2 separate regions of the Homo sapiens genome follow, and region 2 is linked to region 1. Evidence: chromatin loops called from intact Hi-C (ENCODE). Cell type or tissue: heart right ventricle. All regions are shown on one strand. Links, peaks and the distances in the headings refer to the core of each region. The heading gives the core; the rest is flanking DNA.

What was found. Peaks named below come from ENCODE experiments on the same cell type or tissue, not always from the same donor. Only the 100,000 strongest peaks of a DNase experiment are listed, where the experiment ranks them.
Region 2: a loop joins it to region 1, with 1.8 times the contacts of the local background. A loop is called at or near these places in 5 of 110 quality-filtered maps.

What each region holds. Positions count from the first base shown.
Region 1 is chr12:67,548,579-67,561,061 of GRCh38, reverse strand. LINC02408 (long intergenic non-protein coding RNA 2408) reads right to left here. Exons shown (of 3, transcript NR_103861.1): 2 at 11,898-11,939. Among named protein-coding and RNA genes, the nearest start is that of LINC02408, 35 kb to the right of the region's middle. RefSeq lists enhancers at 5,010-5,509, 5,510-6,011. In heart right ventricle, for the core only: no CTCF peak of the experiment used is centred there; a DNase peak (open chromatin) is centred at 5,612.
Region 2 is chr12:67,597,840-67,610,322 of GRCh38, reverse strand. No RefSeq gene overlaps it. Among named protein-coding and RNA genes, the nearest start is that of LINC02442, 14 kb to the right of the region's middle. In heart right ventricle, for the core only: no CTCF peak of the experiment used is centred there; no DNase peak of the experiment used is centred there.

The DNA.
Region 1 (12,483 bases), core at 1,738-9,737:
GCTCTCAGGCTACAAACAATGCTTTGGGAAATACACTCTCATAGACACACAGTCATCGTATCTTTGTGCATACATGTAATTTTTTTCTGTAGAAATATTTTCTACAAGTTGGATCGCTAGGTCAAAGACTATGGGCTTAAAACATTTTTATTAATATTGATAAGTTGCTCGCCAAAGAAGGTTTTTTCTTTTTTCTGTTTTTTGTGATGGAGTCTCACTGTGTCACCCAGGCTGGAGTGTAGTGGTGCAATCTCGGCTCACTGCAACCTCTGCCTCCCGGGTTCAAGCGATTCTTCTGCCTCAGCCTCCCGAGTAGCTGGGACTACAGGCACGCCCCACCATTTTTGTAGTTTTAGTACACACGGGGTTTCACTGTGTTGGCCAGGCTTGTCTCGAACTGCTGACCTTGTGATTCACCCACCTCAGCCCCCCAAAGTGCTGTGATTATAGGCATGAGCCACTGCACCCGGCTTCAAAGAAAGTTTTTCAATTTACACTCTGCCAGAAATGCATAGATGCCTGTGTTCTCACATCTTCAGCACAGTGCATTTTCACATTTAAAACTTTGTTGCCAATCTAGTAGGTAAAAAAGGACTTTGTTTTAATTTGCATTTTTAAAATTACAGCTGAGGTTGAGTGTTTTCGTTTGCTTAAAAGGCTTTCATATTATCTCTTCTATAAATTGCTTGTTCATATTTGTTGCCCATTTTTTTCTACTGCATTTTAGGTTTTTTGCATTAAGAAAATTAGCCTTTGTCACATTTGTTACAAAACATTTTCCCTGTGTGCTGGTTTTCTTTTATGGGATTTTGTTTTCTCTTTGATTAAAAGTGGAAAGTTCAAAGGACTAAAAGATCTCAAATATGACGCACCAGCCTCACACCTGCCAAAGTTTAAAACAATTCAAGTAAATCCACAGCCCCTAGAGCAGTTAATGTAACAAAATAACATTCTCAGAACTAGTTCTTAGTAGAACCTGATACATGCCACTGGGGTCTATCACATCCCAGAGACTCAGCAGCACCTGTCAGCAACACTGTGGCAGCTACTGCTGTCTCTTGGAATGTGATTGCTGAAGCCCATGACACCTGGCTCCAAGGAACAGTTTTTCTCCTTGTCTTCACATGTGTTTCTGCTAGAGGATCTCTCAGCCAATTTCCGAGCAGGAGTGCCTATGAGGCTGTCTGAAGCCTGTGCCCTAAGGGCTTTCATGAGGGCTAATAACCGTCCTGATCTCCTGAAGGCCCTTTCTTTCCTCTGCTTCTGAATCTCCTGGGCTTACAGTGATGATCATTCTGCCGCAGCTTTACCTGCAGTGGACTGTGTTCTTCCCCGCTGGGGTTCTCTCCTTTCAGGAGGGCCTAGCTAAGGTTTTTAACTGCTTAACCTCCTTCTTAAGGGGCTTCCTTTCTTTCTCAATCTTGTATAATGCTAGCACTCTTGGACCTTCTTTGCTCTTAGTATCTGAGCAGTGCTTCTTCTAATTCTTGTCTAGATTTCTCTATTCTCTAGCAACCCCTCTCTATTCAGATAAATACCAAAATATCTTTCCTTTTGCAAGCCTATATTTAAAAGCAGTTGGATATGAGTGTATATATGTTCTATATATGTAGCTAGTCTATCCTGTAAGGTCTGACTTTTTCTCAGAGGGAAACTCTCTTCTTAAGTCTGTCTTCCTTAATTTTTCTTTCATTTGCCCATAATCCCTGTTTTAATGGTAGTGGGCATGCATATTTTTAAATACCAATGGTAGTGGAAAGCATATTTTTAAATACTAATCTAGTTCCTCCTTGATTTCCCCAGGAAAAATGATTCTCAGAGTATTCCAGGCACAAGCCTTCTAAAATCGCCTGCTTTAGCCTGCAAATTTGAAATACATTCACTGAATTGTTTCTCCATTTCAAACCAAGAAGATGACATATTTGCTATACGACAAAAGTTCAGTCTACCTTTAATTTTTTTTATTAATGAAATCTACCACTTCTGCATAGTAAAGAGATAGCCTAGGTCACTGACATTTGAAGCCAGATCAGAATTTATGTGATTAGCACATGCAGCGCCAACTGGGGGCCACATGGCGGAGGTTAATCTGAACCCAAAGCCTAGGACAAGCTGCATGAGTCCAAAATGGCTTCTTTCACCTTGAATGCTGTTCAAAACAAGATAAGAAGAAATCAAAGTGGGGTCTGCTAAGCAAAGTCTAACACCTCATAATGTGCATCTCTCAGATCAGCAGTAGCAGCATCACCTGAAACCTGCTAGAAATGCAAAATCTTGGGTTCTACCCCAGAATTACAGAATCCAAATCTGCACTTTAACAAGACCCCCCGAGAGATTTGTTTGCACATCTAAGTTTGAGAGATCTTATATAACTTAGCTCTCTGCAGTCCTTGCTGAGAATAAAAAGTTACAGAGAGAAATTCATTGCACCCACAATACTTACAAAATCTGCACACTGAATCTCAATCTGCTTTAACTGAAACTAAAAGGTTCTTTTCTGATCATTTAATCCTTGTCCTAGCTGCTTGCTTTGGTGAAAGCAAAGGTGTAGCATTTGGTGTCAATGAGCTACAGAGGTGCCTTCTCTCTCTCCCCACACTGAGGCCCATGCCAGGTGAAGACCAGGTACAGGACGATAGTGATTATAAACCACTTCTCAAATACCTAGTGTCCTGACATAGTCCCAAACTACCCAAGCTGGCCTTTAAGAAGGTTCCATTTCTATGTATTATTTTATCCCCTAAATTCTAGTCCTTAGCCATCTATTAAAATCAATATTAAGGGTTTGAAGGTCCTAATGAATAAAACCACTCTTTCCTCCTCCCAAGCGAGAAAATATGGAGAACTAAGAGTGAGGCATTAAATCAATAAAGATCAAAAGTCAGACCTGTTGTTGTTAAGCTGATTACAATATAAGGCTTAGAATCGCAACCCAATGAGCTTCCAAACACTCCAGAGAATTTGGATAAAAAACCGTCCAATCCACAGTCAGGCCCTGCAGGGCCAGGCCAGTCTCCTTGAACCAAAGGGAGCATGTGAATTCTGAGGAGCAGCTCCTTTGAAAGAGATAAAGCCAAGCCACTCGTGTTCAGCTAAGCGCCCAGTTTCACAGCCAGAGAAGTCACTCCCCCTCCCTTGGGGAGAGGCAGCAAGGGTGACAGAGCAGTCAGAAATATCATACTCATACATTCTCTTCCATCAATAGAAATCTGAGGAATGGGAAATAGGAAGGCTCCTAATAAAGTCTTTGCAACGTTGAAAGCAAATAAATCTGAAAACAAATAATTTTTTTTGGAAAAAAAAAAATCACCAAAGCTGAACCATGAAGAGACAGAAAACAGACTGATAACTATGGGATAAATTGAGAAACTTACCAAAATCCTAAATTGCCTAAAAGTACCATGTTTCATAAGAGAAATCCTTAAAACTTTTGAGGAAAAATTAATTTCAATACTATTTAAACTTTCCAAGAGTGCATGGGGGAAAAAGGGGCTGTGAAAAGAAAGGCTTGTTCGGCAAAGTCAGCATAATATTTATACATAAATCTGACCTAAATAGAGTCTAAAAAGAAAAGACCAAGCTCATTTATGAATGTTGGCATTAAAATCTTAAGTGTGATTTTAGCAACTATAATTGGATAATATATTAAAGAGTATTACACCATAACCAAGTCAAGAGATTCTAGAATGCAAAAATGGTTCAAAGTTAATAAATATATTTATATAATTTATGTTTATGAGTCAAGTAACAAAATAATAAAAAGTTCAAGGCCCTACATGCTATAAAAGCATTTGACAAGATAAAAAATCTATTCCTGGCTGGGTGTGGTGGCTCACACCTATAATCCCAGCACTCTGGGAGGCCAAGGCAGGAGGATCACTTGAGGCCAGGAGTTTGAAACCAGCCTGAGCAACATAGTGAGACCCTGTCTTCACAAAAAATTGAAAAAATTAGACAGGCCTGGTGACCTATGCCTGTAGTTCTAGCTACTCAGGAAGCTGAGGTGGGAGAATCTCTTGAGCATGGGAGTTCCAGATTGCAATGAGCTGTGATTACACCACTGCACTCCAGCCTGGGTGACAGAGCAAGATCTTGTCTCTTAAAAATAAATTAATTAATTATATCCATAAAGGATATATATACTTGACTTTTTTGTTTTTTGAGATGGAGTCTTACTCTGTCGCCCAGGCTGGGGTGTAGTGGCGCAATCTCAGCTTACTGCAACCTCCACCTCCTGGGTTCAAGCAATTCTTTGCCTCAGCCTCCTGAGTAGAAACTATTCACTGGTATTACAGGCACCCACCACCACGCCTGGCTAATTTTCATATTTTTAGTAGAGATGGGGTTTCACCATCATGGCCACACTGGTCTTGAACTCCTGACCTCATGATCCACCTGCCTCGGCCTCCCAAAGTGCTGAGATTACAGGCATGAGCCACTGCACCCAGCCATACCTGACTTTTTAAGATACAAAATCTTAGTAAAGTAGGCATAAAGAACCTCATGCCTAATGATGAGATGGTAGAAAAATTCTCATTACCATTGGGAACATGACAAGGATACCCAGTATCTCCAGTATTACTCAGCTTTTCAGAAAATACTATCCAGTATAGAAATGGGAAATAAGTAGAAAAATTATTTTTCCCATGCCTAGAGAACTCAAAAGAATAAATGATGGGCTCACACCTGCAATTCCAGCACTCTGGGAGGCCAAGGTGGGAGGATCGTTTAAGGCCAGGAATTTGAGACCAGCCTGAGTAACACAGGGGGTCCCAATCTCTAAAAACAAACAAATTAAAATAAAGAATAAATGAAAAGAAGTATATTATTGGCAAAAAGAGAACTTAGTAAGCTTATCAAAAGTTTTTCTATATTTGCTGGCAACATGGCCGAATAGGAACAGCTCAGGTCTGCAGGTCCCAGCGAGATCGATACAGAAGGCAGGTGATTTCTGCATTTCCAAGAGAGGTAGCAAGTTCTTCTCATTGGGACTGGTTGGACAGTGGGTGCAGCCCATGGAGAGCGAGCCAAAGCAGGGTGGGGCATTGCCTCATCTGGGAAGCACAAGGGGTAGGGGGATTCCCCCCACCCCCAGCCAAGGGAAGCCCTGAGGGACTTTGCCATGAGGAATGGTGCACTCTGGCCCAGATACTGCGCTTTTCCCATGGTCTTCACAACCCGCAGACCAGGAGATTCCTTCCAGGGCCTATGCCACCAGGGCCCTGGGTTTCAAGCACAAAACTTGGCCGCCATATGGGCAGACACTGAGCTAGCTGCAGGAGTTTTTTTTTTTTTTTTTTTTTCATACCCTAGTGCCACCTGGAATGCCAGCAAGACAGAATCATTCTTTCCCCTGGAGAGGGGGCTGAAGCCAGGGAGCCAAGCGGTCTGGCTCAGTGGGTCCCACCCCCATGGAGACCAGCAAGCTAAGATTCACTGGCTTGAAATTCTGGCTGCCAGCACAGCAGTCTGAGGTCAACCTAGGACGCTAGAGTTTGCTGGGAGGAGGGGCGTCCGCCACTGAGGAGGCTTGAGCAGGCAGTTTTACCCTCACAGTGTAAACAAAGCCTCCAGGAAGTTCAAACTGGGTGGAGCCCATTGCAGCTCAGCAAGGCCACTGTGGCCAGACTGTCTCTCTAGATTCCTCCTCTCTGGGCAGGGCATCTCTGAAAAAAAGGCAGCAGCACCAGTCAGGGACTTACAGATAAAACCCCCATCTCCCTGGGACAGAGTACCTGGGGGAAGGGGCGGCTGTGGGTGCAGCTTCAGCAGACTTAAACGTCCCTGCCTGATGGCTAAGAAGAGAGCAGATCTCCCAGCACAGCGCTCAAGCTCTGCTAAGGGTCAGACTGACTCCTCAAGTGGTTCCCTGGCCCCCATGTATCCTGACTGGGAGACACCTCCCAGTATGGGCCGACAGACACCTCATACAGGAGAGCTCTCACTAGCACCTGGCAGGCACCCCTCTGGGATGAAGCTTCCAGAGGAAGGAACTGGCAGCAATCTTTGCTGTTCTGCAGCCTCTGCTGGTGATACCTAGGCAAACAGGGTCTGGAGTGGACCTCCAGCAAACTCCAGCAGACCTGCAGCAGAGGGGCCTGACTGTTAGAAGGAAAACTAACAAACAGAAAGGAATAGCATCAACATCAACAAAAGGGACATCCACTCAGAGGCCCTATCCGAAGGTCACCAACATCAAAGACCAAAGGTAGATAAATCCATGAAGATGGGGAGAAACCAGCGCAAAAATGCTGAAAATTCCAAAAACCAGAATGCCTCTTCTCCTCCAAAGAATCACAACTCCTCGCGAACAAGGGAACAAACCTGGATGGAGAATGAGTTTGACGAATTGACAGAAGTAGGCTTCAGAAGATGGGTAATAACAAACTCCTCTGAGCTAAAGGAGCATGTTATAACTCAATGCAAGGAAGCCAAGAACCTTGAAGAAAGGTTAGAGGAATTGCTGACTAGAATGACCAGTTTAGAGAAGAACATAAATGACCTGATGGAGCTGAAAAACACAGCACAAGAACTTTGTGAAGCATCCACAAGTATCAATAGCCGAATCGATCAAGCAGAAGAAAGGATATCAGAGATTGAAGATCAACTTAATGAAAGAAAGTAAAAAGACAAGATTAGAGAAAAAAAATGAAAAGAAACAAACAAAGCCTTCAAGAAATATGGGACTATGTGAAAAGACCAAATCTATGTTTGGTCTATGATTGGTGGAACTGAAAGTGACGGGAAGAATGGAACTGAGTTGGAAAACACTCTTCGGGATATTATCCAGGAGAACTTCCCCAACCCAGCAAGGCAGGCCAACATTCAAATTCAGGAAATACAGAGAACACCACAAAGACACTCCTTGAGAAGAACAACCCCAAGACACACAATCGTCAGATTCACCACGTTTGAAATGAAGCATAAAAGGTTAAGTGCAGCCAGAGAGAAAGGTTGGGTTACCCACAAAGGGAAGCCCATCAGAGCAACAGCAGATCTCTCAGCAAGAACTCTACAAGCCGGAAGAGAGTGGGGGCCAATATTCAACATTCATAAAGAAAAGAGTTTTCAACCCAGAATTTCATATCCAGCCAAACTAAGCTTCATAAGCAAAGGAAAAATAAAATCCTTTCCAGACAAGCAAATGCTGAGAGATTTTGTCACCACCCGCCCTGCTTTATAAGAGCTCCTGAAGGAAGCACTAAACATGGAAAGAAACAACCGGTACCAGCCACTGCGAAAACATACCACATTGTAAAGACCATCAACACTATGAAGAAACTGCATCAACTAACGGGCAAAACAGCTAGCATCATAACGACAGGATCAAATTGACACATAACAATATTAACCTTAAATGTAAACAGGCTAAATGCCCCAATTAAAAGATACAGACTTTTAATTGGATAAAGAATCAAGACCCATCAGTGTACTGTATTCAGGAGACCCACCTCACGTGCAAAGACACACATAGGCTCAAAAGAAAGGGATGGAGGAATATTTACCAAGCAAATGGAAAGCAAAAAAAAGGCAGGGGTTGCAATCCTAGTCTGTAATAAAACAGACTTTAAACCAACAAAGATCAAAAAAGACAAAGAAGGGCATTACATAATGGTAAAGGGATCAATGCAACAGGAAGAGCTAACTATCCTGAATATATATGCATCCAATACAGGAGCACCCAGATTCATAAAGCAAGTTCTTAGAGACCTACAAAGAGACTTAGATTCCCACACAATAATAGTGGGAGACTTTAACACCTCACAGTCAATATTAGACAGATCAATGAGACAGAACATTAACAAGGATATCCAGGACTTGAACTCAGCTCTGCACCAAGCAGAACTAATAGACAGCTTCAGAACTCTCCACCCCAAATCAACAGAATATACATTCTTCTCAGAATCACATCACACTTATTCTAAAACTGACCACATAATTGGAAGTAAAACACTCCTCAGCAAATGCAAAAGAACGGAAATCCTAACAGTCTCTCAGATCACAGTGCAATCAAGTTAGACCTCAGGATTAAGAAACTCACTTAAAACCACACAACTACATGGAAACTGAACAACCTGCTCCTGAATGACTACTGGGTAAATAACAAAATGAAGACAGAAATAAAGATGTTCTTTGAAACCAATGAGAACACAGACACAATGTACCAGAATCTCTGAGACACATTTAAAGCAGTGTTTAGAGAGAAATTTATAACACTAAATGCCCACAAAAGAAAGCAGGAAAGATCTAAAATCAACACCCTAACATCACAATGAAAAGAACTAGAGAAGCAAAAGCAAACAAATTCAAAAGCTAGCAGAAGACAAGAAATAATTAAGATCAGAGCAGAATTGAAGGAGACAGAGAAAAAAAAAAACCCTTCAAAAAATCAATGAATCCAGGAGCTTGTTTTTTGAAAAGATCAACAAAATAGACGACTAGCCAGACTAATAAAGAACAAAAGAGAGAAGAATCAAATTGACACAATAAAAAATGATAAAGGGGATATCACCATTGACCCAAAGAAATACAAACTACCCTCAGAGAATACTATAAACACCTCTATGCAAATAAATTAGAAAATCTAGAAGAAATGGATAAATTAATGTACACGTACACCCTCCCAAGTCTAAACCAGGAAGAAGTCAAATCCCTGAATGGACCACTAACAAGTTCTGAAATTGAGGCAGTAATTAATAGCCTACCAACCAAAAAAGTCCAGGACAAGATGCATTCACAGCCAAATTCTACCAGAGGTACAAAGAGGAATTGGTACCACACCTTCTGAAACTATTTCAAACAATAGAAAAAGAGGGAATCCTCCCTAATTCATTTTATGAGGCCAACATCATCCTGATACCAAAACCTGGCAGAGACAACAAAAACAAAAAATGAAAATTTCAGCCAATATCCCTGATGGACATTGATGCAAAAATCCTCAATAAAATACTGGCAAACTGAATCCAGCAGCACATCAAAAAGCTTATCCACCACAATCAAGTCAGCTTCATCCCTGGGATGCAAGGCTGGTTCAATATACACAAATCAACAAATGTAATCCATCACATGAACAGAACCAATGACAAAAACCACATGATTATCTCAATAGATGCAGAAAAGGCCTTCAGCAAAATTCAACACCCCTTCATGCTAAAATCTCTCAATAAACTAGGTATTGATGGAACGTATCTCAAAATAATAAGAGCTATTTATGACAAACCCACAGCCAATATCACACTGAATGGGCAAAAACTGGAAGCATTTCTTTTGAAAACCAGCACAAGACAAGGACACCCTCTCTCACCACTCCTATTCAACATAGTATTGGAAGTTCTGGCCAGGGCAATCAGGCAAGAGAAAGAAATAAAGGGTATTCAATCAGGAAAAGAGGAAGTTGAATTATTCCTGTTTGCAGATGACATGATTGTATGTTTAGAAAACCCCATTGTCTCAGCCCCAAATCTCCTCAAGCTGATTAGCAACTTCAGCAGTCTCAGGATACAAAATCAATGTGAAAAATCACAAGCATTCCTATACACTAACAACAGACAAACAGAGAGCCAAATCATGAGTGAACTCCTTTTCACAATTGCTACAAAAAGAATAAAATACCTAGCAATACAACTTACAAGGGATGTGAAGGACCTCTGCAAGGAGAACTACAAACCACTGCTCAAGGTAATAAGAGAGGACACAAATAAATGGAAAAACATTCCATGCTCATGGATAGGAAGAATCAATATCATGAAAATGGCCATACTGCCCAAAGTAATTTACAGATTCACTGCCCTCCCCCATCAAGCTACCATTGACTTTCTTCACTAAATTGGAAGAAACTAATTTAAAGTTCATATGGAACCAAAAAAGAGCCTGCATAGCCAAGACAATCCTAAACAAAAAGAACAAAGCTGGAGGCATCATGTTACCTGACTTCAAACTATACTACAAGGCTACAGTAACCAAAACAGCATGGTACTGTTACCAAAACAAATACATAGACCAATGGGACAGAACAGAGGCCTCAGAAATAACACCACACATCTATAACCATCTGATCTTTGACAAACCTGACAAAAAGAAGCAACGGGGAAAGGATTCTCTATTAGATAAATGGCATTGGGAAAACTGACTAGCCATATGCAGAAAACTGAAACTGGACCCCTTCCTTACACCTTATACAAAAATTAACTCAAGACGGATTAAAGACTTAAATGTAAGACCTAAAACCATAAAAACCCTAGAAGAAAACCTAGGCAATACCATTCAGGACATAGGCATGGGCAAAGACTTCCTGACTAAAACACCAAAAGCAATGGCAACAAAAGCCAAAACTGGCAAATGGGATCTAATTAAACTAAAGAGCTTCTGCGCAGCAAAAGAAACTATCATCAGAGTGAACAGGCAACCTACAGAATGGGAGAAAATTTTTGCAATCTATCCATCTGACAAAAGGCTAATATCCAGAATCTACAAAGAACTTAAATTTACAAGAAAAAACAACCCCATCAAAAAGTGGACAAAGGATATGAACAGACACTTCTCAAAAGAAGACATTTATGCAGCCAACAGACATATGAAAAAATGCTCATCATCACTGGTCATCAGAAAAATGCCAGTCAAAACCACAATGAGATACCATCTCATGCCAGTTAGAATGGCTATCATTAAAAAGTCAGGAAACAACAGATGCTGGAGAGGAAGTGGAGAAATAGGAATGCTTTTACACTGTTGGTGGGAGTGTAAATTAGTTCAACCACTGTGGAAGAGAGCATGGCAATTCCTCAAGTATCTAGAACCAGAAATACCATTTGACCCAGCAATCCCATTACTGGGATTGTATAGTAGAAGGATTGTAAATCATTCTACTATAAAGACACATGCACACGTATGTTTATTGCGGCACTGTTCACAATAGCAAAGACTTGGAACCAACCCAAATGCCATCAATGATAGACTGGATAAAGAAAACGTGGCACATATATACCACAGAATACTATGCAGCCACAAAAAAAGGATGAGTTCATGTCCTTTGCAGGGACATGGATGAAGCTGGAAACCATCATTCTCAGCAAACTGAAACAAGAACAGAAAACCAAACACCGCATGTTGTCACTCATAAGTGGGAGGTGAACAAGGAGAACACATGGACAGAGGGAGGGGAACATCACACACTGGGGCCTGTCGGGGGTGGGGGGCTAGGGGAGAGATAGCATTAGGAGAAATACCTAATGTAGATGATGGGTTGATGGGTGCAGGAAACCACCATGGCACGTGTATACCTATGTAACAAACCTGCACTTTCTGCACATGTACCCCAGAACTTAAAGTATAATAATAAAAAAGAAAAAAATTTATAAAAGTTTTTCTATGTCAAATAATAACCTGCTATAAAAATATAATGGAAGACAATGCCTCATTTATAATAATATCTGAAAACATTATAAAATGTCTAAGAACAAACTTAATAACATATATGTTTTTAGAACTTTAAAATTTGACCAAAGGGCATAAAAGTAGCCAAATAAAAAGAAGTAGTTATCTTGTTCATAGAAAGATTCAATATTGTAATGATAAGAAAATTTTTAATAAACTTTGATAGTGAACAAACTATCAAAAGGCTTGTTTACAACTGAAATTAACATCTGAGAAAAATCATGAAATTTCTGAAAAACTCTAAAAGAAAAAGATTAACTCTACTAGCTATTTAACAGTATTAATGATAGTATAAATTATCAACACTGCAGTATTGGGAAAGTGAATTATTTCATTACAGACACATGGAGAGCTATTTCAAAAAAAAATCATATATCAAAATAAATTCTAGACATATCTAAGATGTAAATGTAAAAAATTAGCCATAACAGTTTTAGAAGAAAATACTGTGTTAATGTACTTACGATGTTTGAGTGGGTAAAGCCTTTTTTTCTATGGTACAAAATCTAAAAGTCATAAAGGAAAAGACAGATTAATTTGACTAAATACACTTTGAAAGGTTTACATAGAGCACAAATACCAAACACATGACCCCTCAATTGAACTCATTTTCAGTTTTCTTCTATCCTTTAATAACTTCACTTTCAATCTATCATATAATCATGTTAAACATTTTTCCTGAAATCACAGTAAAGGTTCTGTTTCAGCAGTTCATTATCCAATATCAGTCCAGATTCAGGAATCAGGTGACAGTCAACTTGAACTGAAATTTGTACATTATTGAATTCTGTGAAATAACGAAAATAATGTGTTTTATTTTGTTTTTGTTTTTTGAGAGGGGGTCTCCCTCTGTCACCCAGGCTGGAATGCAGTGGCGTGATCTCAGTTCATTGCAACCTCCGTCTCCCAGGCTCAGGTAATTCTCCCAACTCAGTCCCCCAAGTACCTGGAACCACAGGCACGCGCCACCACACCTGGATAATTTTTGTATTTTTTGTAGCAACGGGGTTTTGTCATGTTGCCCAGCTGCAGAGCTCCAGAGTTCAAGCA
Region 2 (12,483 bases), core at 2,254-10,253, 49 kb before region 1:
CAGCTTCTACCATTATTAACATTCTGCATTAGTGTGGTACATTTGTCACAAATGATGATTCGATATTGCTACATTATTATTAACTAACTAAATCCATAGTTCACACTAGGGTTCCCTCTTTGTCTTGCACATTCTGTGGATTTTAACAAATATATAACGACATGTATCCAGCATTACCATATCCTACAGAATCGTTTTACCAAACAGTGCTAACTAACTAAAATAGCAATAACTAACTCCTGATTACCTCAGGGCGAGTTATATTTACACCCTAAAAGATGTTTCTATTCAAATTCAATTCACATTTTATGCTTTTTAAGATGATTTCATGTACATTGTGCCATTCTACTCACACAGTCATCTCCTTCAGTAAGCATTTTTACTCCCATTTTCTAAGATATTAAAGCTCAGAAAGGTTAAATAACTTTTCCAAAGGTCAAATAGCTAGTCAGGGACAGAGCAAGGATACCAATCTAGATTAAATGGGATTAATTCATGCTGCAGAATTTGTGACTTGCTAAATGACAGAAATGCTAAAATTAGTCCTTTCTACCATTTATGGAGCAATTAAGCATGTGGTTGAAAGTAGAGCCAGATGGCACAAGCCTTCCCAGAAGCAGGATTTCTTATACTATGGGAGAGAAGTGATAATCCTGAAATGGTGCTGGTGGGGGGTAGGGGGGATACTTGGTCCCCAACCCACCTCCTCGGGGGTACATGCTGTTTATATGTGTGTGAGAAAGAAAAACTGCAAGAGAAGTGCTGGGTGTATTGTAGGGAGAGCCAGAGTTCGATCAGGCCATGGAGCTGGAGGTAGGGAATGTATTTGCCATGGTGGAGAGAGTTTCCATATGGTTCAGAGGAAAAATTGATGAGGGAACAAGGAGCAGCAGCGGGAGGCTGTATAGGAGAGAGGAAGCACAGAGCAGCTTGGGGATGAGCACAGACGTTAGAGAGGCTTATATCTAGCCAGTCATTAGGGTAAAAATAAAGTGAGGCATGATGAGTTTAACTGACTATGAGGTTTTCCAAAGGATCCCCACTCAAGCTCTTAGTAAATGTTGGAGTCAGCAGTTCCCACTCTGTGTCCTTAAAGTCTGGAATCAACAGCTTGCCCTCTAGTTTCTCAGAACCATGCTGCCTCGGAGGGAGTCTGAAGCCCTGCAGTGTGGACCATGGCTGGAAGGGCGGCCCTACCAGGCCCTGGTTTCTGGTGCTGAGAATGGCATGGGTTGACACACAGGGAGGCAATTCCCTAAAGTTTGGGCTGTGGGTTGGTTTTGATGGGGTGATTACTGGAGAACCTAAGGCTCATGACAGTGAAAATATGTTTTGACAAATATTCTGCCCTTTCTGAGTGGGGAGTGGGACCAGTTCTATGAAAAGTGTGGCAGGGAATTGTGCTCTTGAGTGCCCACACTACCCCCACTCTTCTCCTTTGGTGGTTTCTTCCCTACTCTCCATCATGGCCATTCATGCTGCCATGGCTCACCCCTCCAGTTTCTCCCCAGAGCACACACATTTTCAAGCAAACATTTTGTTTCCTCATACTCGATAAGAATGCACCTGTTTTATGTCTAACTCTATGCGAATGCACCTTGCTGTCCTAATCATAGAATGGCTGTGCTGTAAATCTACTCCAATTACTCATCTGAATCATATCAAAATCACCCCACCAAAACCAACCCACAGCCCAAACTTTAGGAAACTGCCTCTCTGTGTGTCAACCCATGCCATTCTTGGCACCCAGAAACCAGGCCTAGCAGGACCACTCTTTGAGCCATGGTCTAGCCAGCTGGACAGAAAACTCCTTGCCTTAAAATGTTGCCCATCATTGGTTAGTACTGAGTGATGGACAGCTTTATTGAGTTAAATTCCTTGTATGGCCCTCAGACTCATATAGAACACTCATAATTCCTTTTCTTCAGGCCATCACTCCAAATATCAGCCCCTAGGTTTGTCTTACTAAGGCTGCCAAGTCCTATGTCCCTCAGACACTGAACACCAATGTAGAAGGGTGAGATCACAGTTCCCAGATAAAAAATCTGCCTCTTCTTGTTTTAAAAAGAAAACATATTAAGCACTTACTCCGTGCCAGACTCTGTGCTAATTGGAAGATTAATTTAATTTGATTAATCTTCCCAACAACACCAAGAGGGAAGGATTGTTTTCTTTTTTCCAATGACTAAACAAGGGCTCAGTGGAAAACATGATTTGCCTTAAGGTCATGCTGCATTTCTAGGGGCAGAGATAGAACTGAAGCCCAGGTCCCCCAACTTCAAGGCCTGTTCTCTGGCTACCACACACTGAGAGCGACTCTCTCCAGACAACAGCCCATCCACTGGAGCAATCAGATGCTGCAAGTCTAGACAGAATTATAAGTCTGAAGGCTGAGGAACGATTTGAAGCCTAATTTTTTTTTTTTTTTTTTGCATTTCCAAAAAGTGTAATATATAAGTGTATTATTATTTTTATTACTCTCAAAGCCAAGGTTAGTGTGACGAGATGGTGTCTTAGTGTTGGTAAGAAACACTAGCTGCCGTGACAGAAACCCCTAGAATCTCAGTGGCTTAACATAAACCGTCTTATGCAAAATGTAATGCACGTGTCTTTCTTTGGCAAGTGGTCTTCTATGTGGCCTGTTACTGGTTGAAAAAATTCATATGTTGAAGTCCTAAGCTCCAGTTCCTCAGGCCATGACGTTATTTGGAAATAGAGCTGTTATAGATGTAATTAGTTAAGATGAGGCCATACAGGAGTAGATTGAGCCCTAGTCCAATAGGATTGGTTTTCCTATGAAATTGGACACAGGCACACCTACAGGGAATACGTCATGTGAACATGAAGATGGCCATCTACAAGTCAGGAGAGAGGCCTAGAACAGATCCTTCCCTCTCAGCCCTCAGAAGGAACCCACTTTACAAACATCTTGACCTCAGATTTCTAGTCTTTAGAACTGAGGCAATGGATTTTTGTTGTTGAAGCCACCCAGTTTGTGGCGCTCTGTTATGGCAGCCGTAGCAAACAAACACACAGTCCTGCAGGGCATCTTTCCATCTGTAGCTCTGCCATCTTCTAGAGCCTCAGAGTTCTTTCCTGGAGCCTCTGTCTTTGGCTAGGGGATGAAAGAGGAGAGCATGTAGAGGGTTTACGGGGCAGGCATGAAGGGACATGCATGTTTTCTGCCTGCAGTTCATTGGCAAGAAGTCAGTCACATGACCTCCTTAACTTCAGCAAGGACTGGGAAATGTAGGCTAGCTGTGTCCATGAACAGGAGAAAACAGATGTCAGTAAACACAGCGGATTCCTTGCCACGGATAATTTAAAATAGAAAGATACTGGAGGAAAGAGGCCACTGCTAGGAGGCTATGACAGGAGTCATTCATCCAACATCCACTCACTCCCTCATCCATTCTATAAGTATTTATTGAGTGCCTACTGTTTGCCAGCACTGAGTTGGTATGGCGACATAGGGGCATAGCAGGAAACAAAAAGGGACAGATCCCTGCCTTTAAGGAACTTGCACTGTGATAACATATGGTAGAAAATTGCAAGTTGCCTTTGGAGGCTCTTTAAATGTAGTCCTAGTGTAGGTGGTCAGAGAAAGTGGTCACAGAAAGTTCTCAGAGGAGAAGACACTGAAAGAGAAATAAGAGGGAGCTAATGGTCTGCACTCCCACCTCTGCAATTCCAAAATCCAATAAGCTCTGAAAACCAAGTTTTTTGGGGAAAGTTATTTGGTAATAAAACCAGACCTAATCTTGACACATATGGTTGAAAAGCCTGATCTCAATGGACACAAAGGTACTTATACACTTTATCTATTGTACTAGGGATCAGTACTTGAATACTTACACTCTTGCTACAAGATGTTCATGTGTTTGTTTCCAAAATAGATCAAGACATAGTATTGCTAATGTGCCAGACAGAGTCATCAGATAATTAAAATGATGGATGAATTTTGGTGAGAACAACGGATACCACAAATGTTTTTCAGAATACATCCTAGTCACCCAAATTGATAGATATCTTTAATATTCACTCTTTCAGTGGTTCTGTAATTGAATAATTTCCATATCTCTGAAACCAAAGAGGAATTACCAATGGTTTGGTCAATACCTAGAGCCTTAGAAATAGGTGGTGGGCAGTGCTGGGAGCAGCAGTGAGGGTAGTGCCTTTAGTAGTGACCACTGAGCTGGATCTGTGAGCCAGGTTGACACAGAAGGAGTGGACTTAGGATCTAGGGTTTCTTCTAGCAGAGGATTTGGAGAAAAGGTAACTACTCACATCATTGTGAACTAAGACTTTCTTCTCCTCAATAGCTATGGCAAAAGGGAAATAATGATAGTGTTGGTGCTTCCAGAGATGCTCTACCTGCTTACCTTTCCATAGATAACACCTGGACTCTACCATGAAAACAAGCATTAGCTCTAGCCACTCAGTTAGAACACTCATACACACAGAGGAGCAATAAGGAGGTCTAAGCCACCTTGAACCTTGTTCTTCAAATTAAGACATCTGGAAGTGACCGATGTGAAGCAGCCATTGTCCAACCAAGCTCTCTGTGATCATGGAAATGTGCTGTGATCTGTGTCCCCAGTACAGTAGCCAGGAACCCTGTGTGCTCTGGAGTGCCATCCACTGAAATGAGGATGGTGTGATGGAGGAACTGAATATCTAATTTGATTTAATGTTAAGTAATTTAAATTTAAATTTAGATGGCCATATGTGGCTAGTGGCTACCATATTGGAAAGCTCGGGTATAAAGAGTTACTTTTTCTCATGCAAAAATTACACCACCACTGAAACACAGGGCTAGGAATCCTGTTTTCTAGCTTTTATTTCCTTGTAAACCAACTGTGGCTAGTACCAGTTGTGGCGCGTTTTTGAAGGTATGTTAACATTTTCATTTCTGTAAGCTTCATCGCTTCTGGAAAAGTGTTCTAACCTGGAGCCTACTAGTGAGTTGGAGAAAGTCATTAAAGATTTTGCTTTCAATTACTTACTTCTACAATGTTCGTCTTCTTTCTCCTCTTAGCCAGGCAGGAAGAGAGAAACAAAATTATAAAGCAATACCAGTACAGTGGCATGTAGTAACCCTTGTGTTTGACATTTCTTTGGCTCAAATGTAGTCATTCCACTTCTCTTGGTAGGATGAGTTTACTTCAGGCTGTAGCTTTTCTCCTGGTGACGAACAAGGATGTTCTCCTTAAGGACAGGGATGCATTAAAGTTCTCCTTGTGTGGCAGAGTGCCTGGTACTTAGCAGGCATTTGATACATGTATGTTGGATCAAATAGCTTATCACAATCAAACAATGTTTAAGTTTACTTAGTAAATACTAAGTACTATAGTTCTTCAAATACTTTGCAAACTTTTCCCAATGCAACCTAATTTAAGCCAGAGAGTAAGTCCAAATTTATGGCAACACAGCTTAAACATTTCCACTAAATGAAGTAAAGTAAAGCTTAAAAACAGAGATGTAAGGTGCATGTTCCACAGGTATAAAAGGATGATATGGGATCTCCCAGTCTATACATGTTTAAGGAAGGACAGTATCAGTGACATTCTGACCCAAATGCATTACACTTTAATTTAGAAAAAAGGAATAAAAAAGGAGTCTCAGAGTCTTTTCTAGCCATGAGTTCATAGGTGTGAACCCAAATAGCTTTAACCTGATAAATCCCCTAAATCCTTTCCCACAAAAAAGACCACATTTGAAAGACTTTCTCAAAAAACTCTTCAATAATTAGATCACTGTGGAATTTCTGATTGGAGATTTGTTGCCCTGAAAATTTGTAGTATTTTTTCCACTAGCCATAAGCAGTTCTGATTTTTCAATTAAAATCCACATCTGTGGAATATGTACCTAAATAAAAAACTATAAACAGCCTTACAGAAATATTTGTGCCAGTAGGGTGACTATAGTTAACAGCAATGTATTGTATATTTCAAAATAGCTAGAAGAAAGAATTTTGAATGTTCTCACTACAAAGAAACAATAAATGTATGAGATTATGGATGTGCTAATTACCCTGATTTGATAATTACACAACATGTACATGTACTGAAATGCTGTTTCTTATAATATGTACATTTATTGTGTGTCAATTAAAAATAAAAGAAAACTAAAAAAAGAAATATTTGTGCCAAATGGTAGATATAATAGTCATGGCAGAAAAGCAGAATATTCTAATTTCATCTTCTTTATTATGTGAATCCTTGAGTGGTAGATTTTTTTTCCTCAGTTAACATAGATTTAATGGTAATAATTTGCAGAGATGCATTTAGAAGAACTATTGGATGTTTCTGCTAACATCCTTTGGAAGTTGATTTCCCCAACTAGGATCAAAACTCTAGCTTTGTAAATCCTCCTTTTGTTATTCACCACTAAATTCGCATTTTTTAGAAAGGAGAAGGAAGCCATGGGAGTTTTCTGGTGTCCCTGGAAATTCTGTCATTCAATGCTCAAATTTGCAGCTGTCTATCCCTGGTTTGTTGTAGAATAATTTGATGGGACATAGAGTGTCAACACTTTTTTTGTAAGCCCTCTGGATAAGTCTTATATCATCTGTTCATACTTCCAGAAAACATTCATAAAAATGTCCCTATAATAGACCAGGTATGATTTCCTATAATAGACAAAGATGGTCTATACAACTTTGACCTTGTGCAAAGTAAGAGAATTTCAAAAATAGGTAAACGGCATCATGCAATGGATAATCTTTTTTTTTTTTCTTTTTTTTTTTTGAGATACAGTCTCGCTGTCACCCAGGCTGGAGTGCAGTGGCGCCATCTTGGCTCACTGCAACCTCCACCTCCTGAATTCAAGCAGTTCTTCCACCTCAGCCTCCTGAGTAGCTAGGACTACAGGCATGTGCCACCACACCCGGCCAATTTTTGTATTTTTAGTAGAGATGGGGTTTCACCATATTGGGCTGACTGGTCTCGAACTCCTGGGCTTGTGATCCTCCCACCTTAGCCTCCCAAAGTGCTGGGGTTACAGGCGTTAGCCACCGTGCCCGGCTGGATAATTTTTTGAATAGTTAATTATTATTTACTAAAGAGACATAAATGCTGGAAATAATGCCAAGGTTTATATCTCAATAAAAGAAGAAAGTTAGGTTTTGTGAAATTCCCTAAGCCACCTTGGCCATTTACAATTTACCACTGTTGGTAGCTTCAGATAATCAAAAGACGGTGGGAATTTTATGTCCCCGCGTTTCCACAACTTTCCTATTAGCAAATTTCAGACCAGATTTTGACATGTATACAAAACATAGCCCTAAAACCAGTTCTTGTAAACTTGGTGAAATCATGGCTCTCTGACTTTCTGGGTGTTCTGACAAGCACTTTGCATGAAAGTAGCTCTCCTGAGCAAACACAACATGTATTCTATTAGCAGGATCAGCTAGGTGGATTAGCCAACAAAATCCTCCATAAAGTGGGGGGCATGATCGATTAGAGTTCTAGACCTAGGCACTCTATAAAAGGTGTTCGGCTACAGGGCTACCTGGATCCCCATTTCTTATTCATACAAGGAAAGGAGTTTTCTATACAAATCTTTCCATGTAACCATGTATCATAAACACAGCTTATTTCACCAATAGTAAAGCACTTTCTAGTATCCTTATGTTGCATCATCAACCCTTGGAGGGCATATTTGTATAGTAGTATTTAAAATACTTGCTACTAGAGTGTAGAAAATACTATACTTCCTTACTGAGATCCTTCCAATTTTAACTAACCACCTTCAAAGTACGGATTTCTGATTGGAGCACTTCAGATCTTATTCTAGGCATCTAGGGAGTATAACTGTATACAAAATGTGGACATAGAGGTATTTCAAGTAAATTACAGGCCATATAAGAGAATGGTTGGGGGTATGAAGACGGGCTGAACAATCAACCACTTTCAAAGGTCTGGCTTCAGGATTTAAGAAAATGAACACTATTATCTACCTCAGCGTCCTTTTAGGACCATCCTCGCCTCCGTTCTCTCACTAGTAAAGCACTAGTCCTGAAAGTAAAAGCAAAGTCTCTGAAATCAGGCTGCCTGGGTTTGAAGCCTGAGGCTGCCACTCACCTGTCAAAGTTTATGTTCTCTATGCCTTCACTTCCTCACCTAAAAAACTGAGGGCAATAATATGCCTAAGCTATTAGGTTGTTCTGAGGGTATGAGGTAACTCAAATAGAAACCTTGGCAGCTTGCCTCACACCTAGCAAGTATCCAATGAATGTTTACAGAAAAACAAATGCATGCAAACAACAAGGGGATTGTGTTAGGCAGAAGTATATAAGACAAAGCCACAATTCCCGGTCTCAAGGAGCTTATAGCCCAGTGGGAGAGACAGGCAAAGATGCAACAAAAACATAGTTGATTAGTTCTGGCCAGGCGTGGTGGCTCACTCCTGTAATCCCAGCACTTTGGGAGGCTGAGCGGGGCAAATCACCTGAGGTCAGGAGTTCAAGACCAGCCTGGCCAACATGGCAAAACCCTGTCTCTACTAAAAAAAGTACAAAAAATTAGCCAGGCATGGTGGTGAACACCTGTGGTCCTGCTTCTTGGGAGGCTGAGGCAGGAGAATTGCTTGAATCCAGGAGGCAGAGGTTGCAGTGAGCCGAGATCACGCCACTGCACTCCAGTAGGAGGGACAGAGCGAGACTCCATCTCAAGAAACAAAACAAAACATAGTTGATCAGTTCTATGTAAAATGTATGTAAATTGCAATACCTGCCAACCCTTATTAAACATATATATAGATAGATACAATGAAAGCCACTAGAAATTTCCAATATATAAGAGGAGGATTAAGATACCCTATCATCAACAGTGATATACATTGCAAATGCCAGCATAGAAAATACTTTAAAACAACTGATATATTGAAAAATGATGTTTTATTTTAAATGCTCTACATTAACAATTTGTCTTTTTGGATTCTGAAAACATTTTCCAGGGGCCTTTTCCAGTTAGAAATGAGACTACTGTAAACAGTCCAACAATTAATGACATACAGTTGGCTTTTCTGAGCTAAACAGTTATTGAGCCCAAATTTACAAATGCGAAACACTTCACCAGCCACAAAACAAGGCTGAATCATATTAAGAGAACATGGATTTCAAAAAGAGCAGAAACTTTCTTTCTTTTTTTTTTTATCTCTTTGTTTATTCCTTATTTTAACAGGTCATCTACCTTTTAACAGCACGGCTCAGTGTTACTGTTTTCCTTGCCAACTACAGATATGATCTGAGATTTCAATGTGTGAATATGAGCTAATTCACAAGACAAGACAAAATGCCAATTTAATAACTCTTAGACAAGACCTAGATTTTGTGTTTGAATAGGGATGGCAGATTGAGAACTATTAACCTGCTAATCTGCAGATGCATTAAATGTCTGTGGATAGTCAAGGCCACAATAGTTTTGACAACTTAAAAAAATACTCTGTCATGGCAAGATAAGTTACCCATAACCTTCACATTTGCATAACAGGATAGATTGCTTCAACTCTTCAGGGTGCAAGTATATTTCCTACACATCAAAAAGTCAACCAAGTACTCACCATTTTATTTTCCTAACTATTATTCAAATATGATTAAGGTTTTTTTTTTGTTTTGTTTTACATAACACATGATGGGTTTAAAACCTAGGGAAAGAAGATTGATTTTGGAGGTTTAAGAAATGTGTACCTTTTGGTCTTAACAAGATTCTTCATATTATAATTATTAAAATCTATATACTGTCTTTTAATCAGATCTTTAAGAATATTACCAGAATACTAATGCTAATGAGTTCATTAGAAAAGCTTGTTTTTCCCCCAAGAGACAGGGTCTTATTCTGTTGCCCAGGTTGGAGTGCAGTGGTGCAATCATAGCTCATAGCTCACTGCAGCCTCAACCTCCTGGGCTCAAGCAATCCTGCCTCAGTCTACCAAGTACCTGGTACCACAGGCACATGCCACCATGCCCAGCTACTTGTTTTTTAACATTTATTTATTTGTAGAGATAAGGTCTCACTTTGTTGCCCAGGCTAGTCTGGAACACCTGGCCTTAAGCATGAAAAGCTTTTTTTTTTTTTTTTTTAATAAATTTTTGGGAGTAGGGGTGGGATTTAGGTGTGGAGTGGAAGGAAAGTGAAGAGATGCTAAGATAAAAAGCTTCTGTTAGTCCGTTTTCACAGTGCTATAAGGAACTGCCCAAGACTGGGTAATTTATAAAGAAAAGAGGTTTAATTGACTCAAAACTCTGCATAACTTGGGGGAGGCCTCGGGAAACTTACAATCATGGCAGAAGGGGAAGGAGACACCTTCTTCACAAAGCGACAGGAGAGAGAAGAGAAAGCCAAGTGGGAAGCGCACCTTACAGATCCATTACATCTCTTGAGAACTCACTCACTATCACTAGAACAGCATGGGGGAAACCACCCCCGTTGATCCAATCACCTCCTTACCTCAACACGTGGCCAAACAATATGAGAGCTTAAGAGAACTTGTGGCTGAAACCAGTCTCTTTTTCATTTGAAATTATTGTAGAATCTGAAAGTGTTGCCGTGTTCATAAAGGTAAGAAAAAACTTAATTCTAGTTCAAAACATTTAATAGTAGCTGTGGTCTGAATGTGTCCCCTCAAAATTCATGTATTGAAGCTGAATCATCAATGTAATAGTATTAAGAGTTGGGGCCCTTAGGGGATAATTAAGTCATGATGGTAGAGCTCTCATGAATGGGGTTAGTGACTTTATAAAAGAGGTGGAAGGGAGCTATTTGCCCACTTCTGCCATATGAGGATGCAGCAAGAAGGTGCCATGTTTGAAGCAGAGCAGCCCTCGCCAGACACCAAATCTGTTGGTGCCTTGATCTTGGACTTCCAAGTTCCAGAACTGTGAGAAATAAATTGCTGTTGTTTTTAATACTCTGCCTAAGGTATTTTGTTATAGCAGCGTGAATGAACTAAGACAACACCAGAAAGCATAATTGATTTTCACCTTAAAACACTTAATTGGGTACATTAATATGGTTCATTAGTATCCAGATTTTATACCTGATCTATTCATCAGGATATTACTGACTATATTTGTTCTCACCAGATTTTCCATTTTCATAGAGATTCACAAATGGTGAATAAAATTATAACTCTATTCTTTTGCAGAGTTAGATCTTACTTGTTTTTCCTATTTTTCCATGAAGGTAGCTTGAGAGAGGAATTGAGAATATTGCTAAAAAGATCAAATACAGAAATGAGTTTGTCATTTTCAGTCTCACTTAGTTTTCATATTCAACAGCATGTTAACCATTTGGGAAATAAATTCTCCTTTTTTTCTTTTTTGAGACAGGGTCTTGCTCTGTCACTCAGGCTGGAGTGCAGTGGTACGATGATAGCTCATAGCTCACTGCAGTCTCTCAACCTCGGCCAGGAAAGAAATTCATTCATTCATTTGAAAAGAAACACATGGACCATGATCCCTTTCTGAACCAACATCCACTTGACTTTAAATCTTTCAAAGGGCACTTACTGACAATTACTATGCACACACTGCTACAGTTATGCCTGTAGTTAACCAAATTTGTCAACTGCAGAGATATACACATTTCTTTTCTATTCTAAATTAAATTTAAAAATCAACTTGAACACACACATGCGAGATTATCAAGTTCAGTCTCTTACTCTTGAGACTACCCTTTGTCTTTCAATATCAAAGAACCCTAAAGGCAAACACAGATTAAGCCACTCAATCTGTGGGGTTTTGTGAATAGAGGAATTTGTCTGACTTCCACACCTAAGCAGAGATCAGACATTTATTGTCATAGCTTCTCACCAACATGTGGTATCACTGAAGAAAACTTGTTCCATAAGATCTAAAGGGCACTGAGGAATATTTCTGGTCCAGGTCTGTGGGGGTGGATGGAAATGAGGAGCCATGTCTTTCAGGAAGCTGGTTCTGCCATTTTGGATTTTTGAACAAAGCTATTTTTTTTTTTTTTTTTTTTTTTTTTTGCTCAAATCCAAGCTTAGGCAAGGAGCTCCAGGTTCACTGTTTACCTTGAAACTATCCTCCAATGCACCAGTTGTCTCAAGAGTGCCATGTCACAAGTGGCCTAATAGCCTACCATTTGAGGACTCCCAACCAGCAACCCTTTTTTCTTCCTGGGGATGTAAATTCCAAGAATGAGGCTAGGAAGCTACTGACTTTGAGGCCCTAATCCGCAGCAGGCTTTTATTGTCTTTTTGGGTTCCAGACACTCACAGAAGTAAAGGCCTCCTGACCTTTCCCTGTCTTTCCTTAATACTAGGCCTTGATTACTCCCAGAGGGTCTACATGTTCATCCTTTTTTGGGGGACAAAGCCATGTTTCTTTCAGTAGTGATTTACCCTCCCAAGGCTGACCCAGGAGCAAAAACAAAACAAAACAAAAATACATACACACAAATAAAAGCATGGTCAAAATTTTAGGCAGGACATCCCCTACATTTAGGTTCAATGATA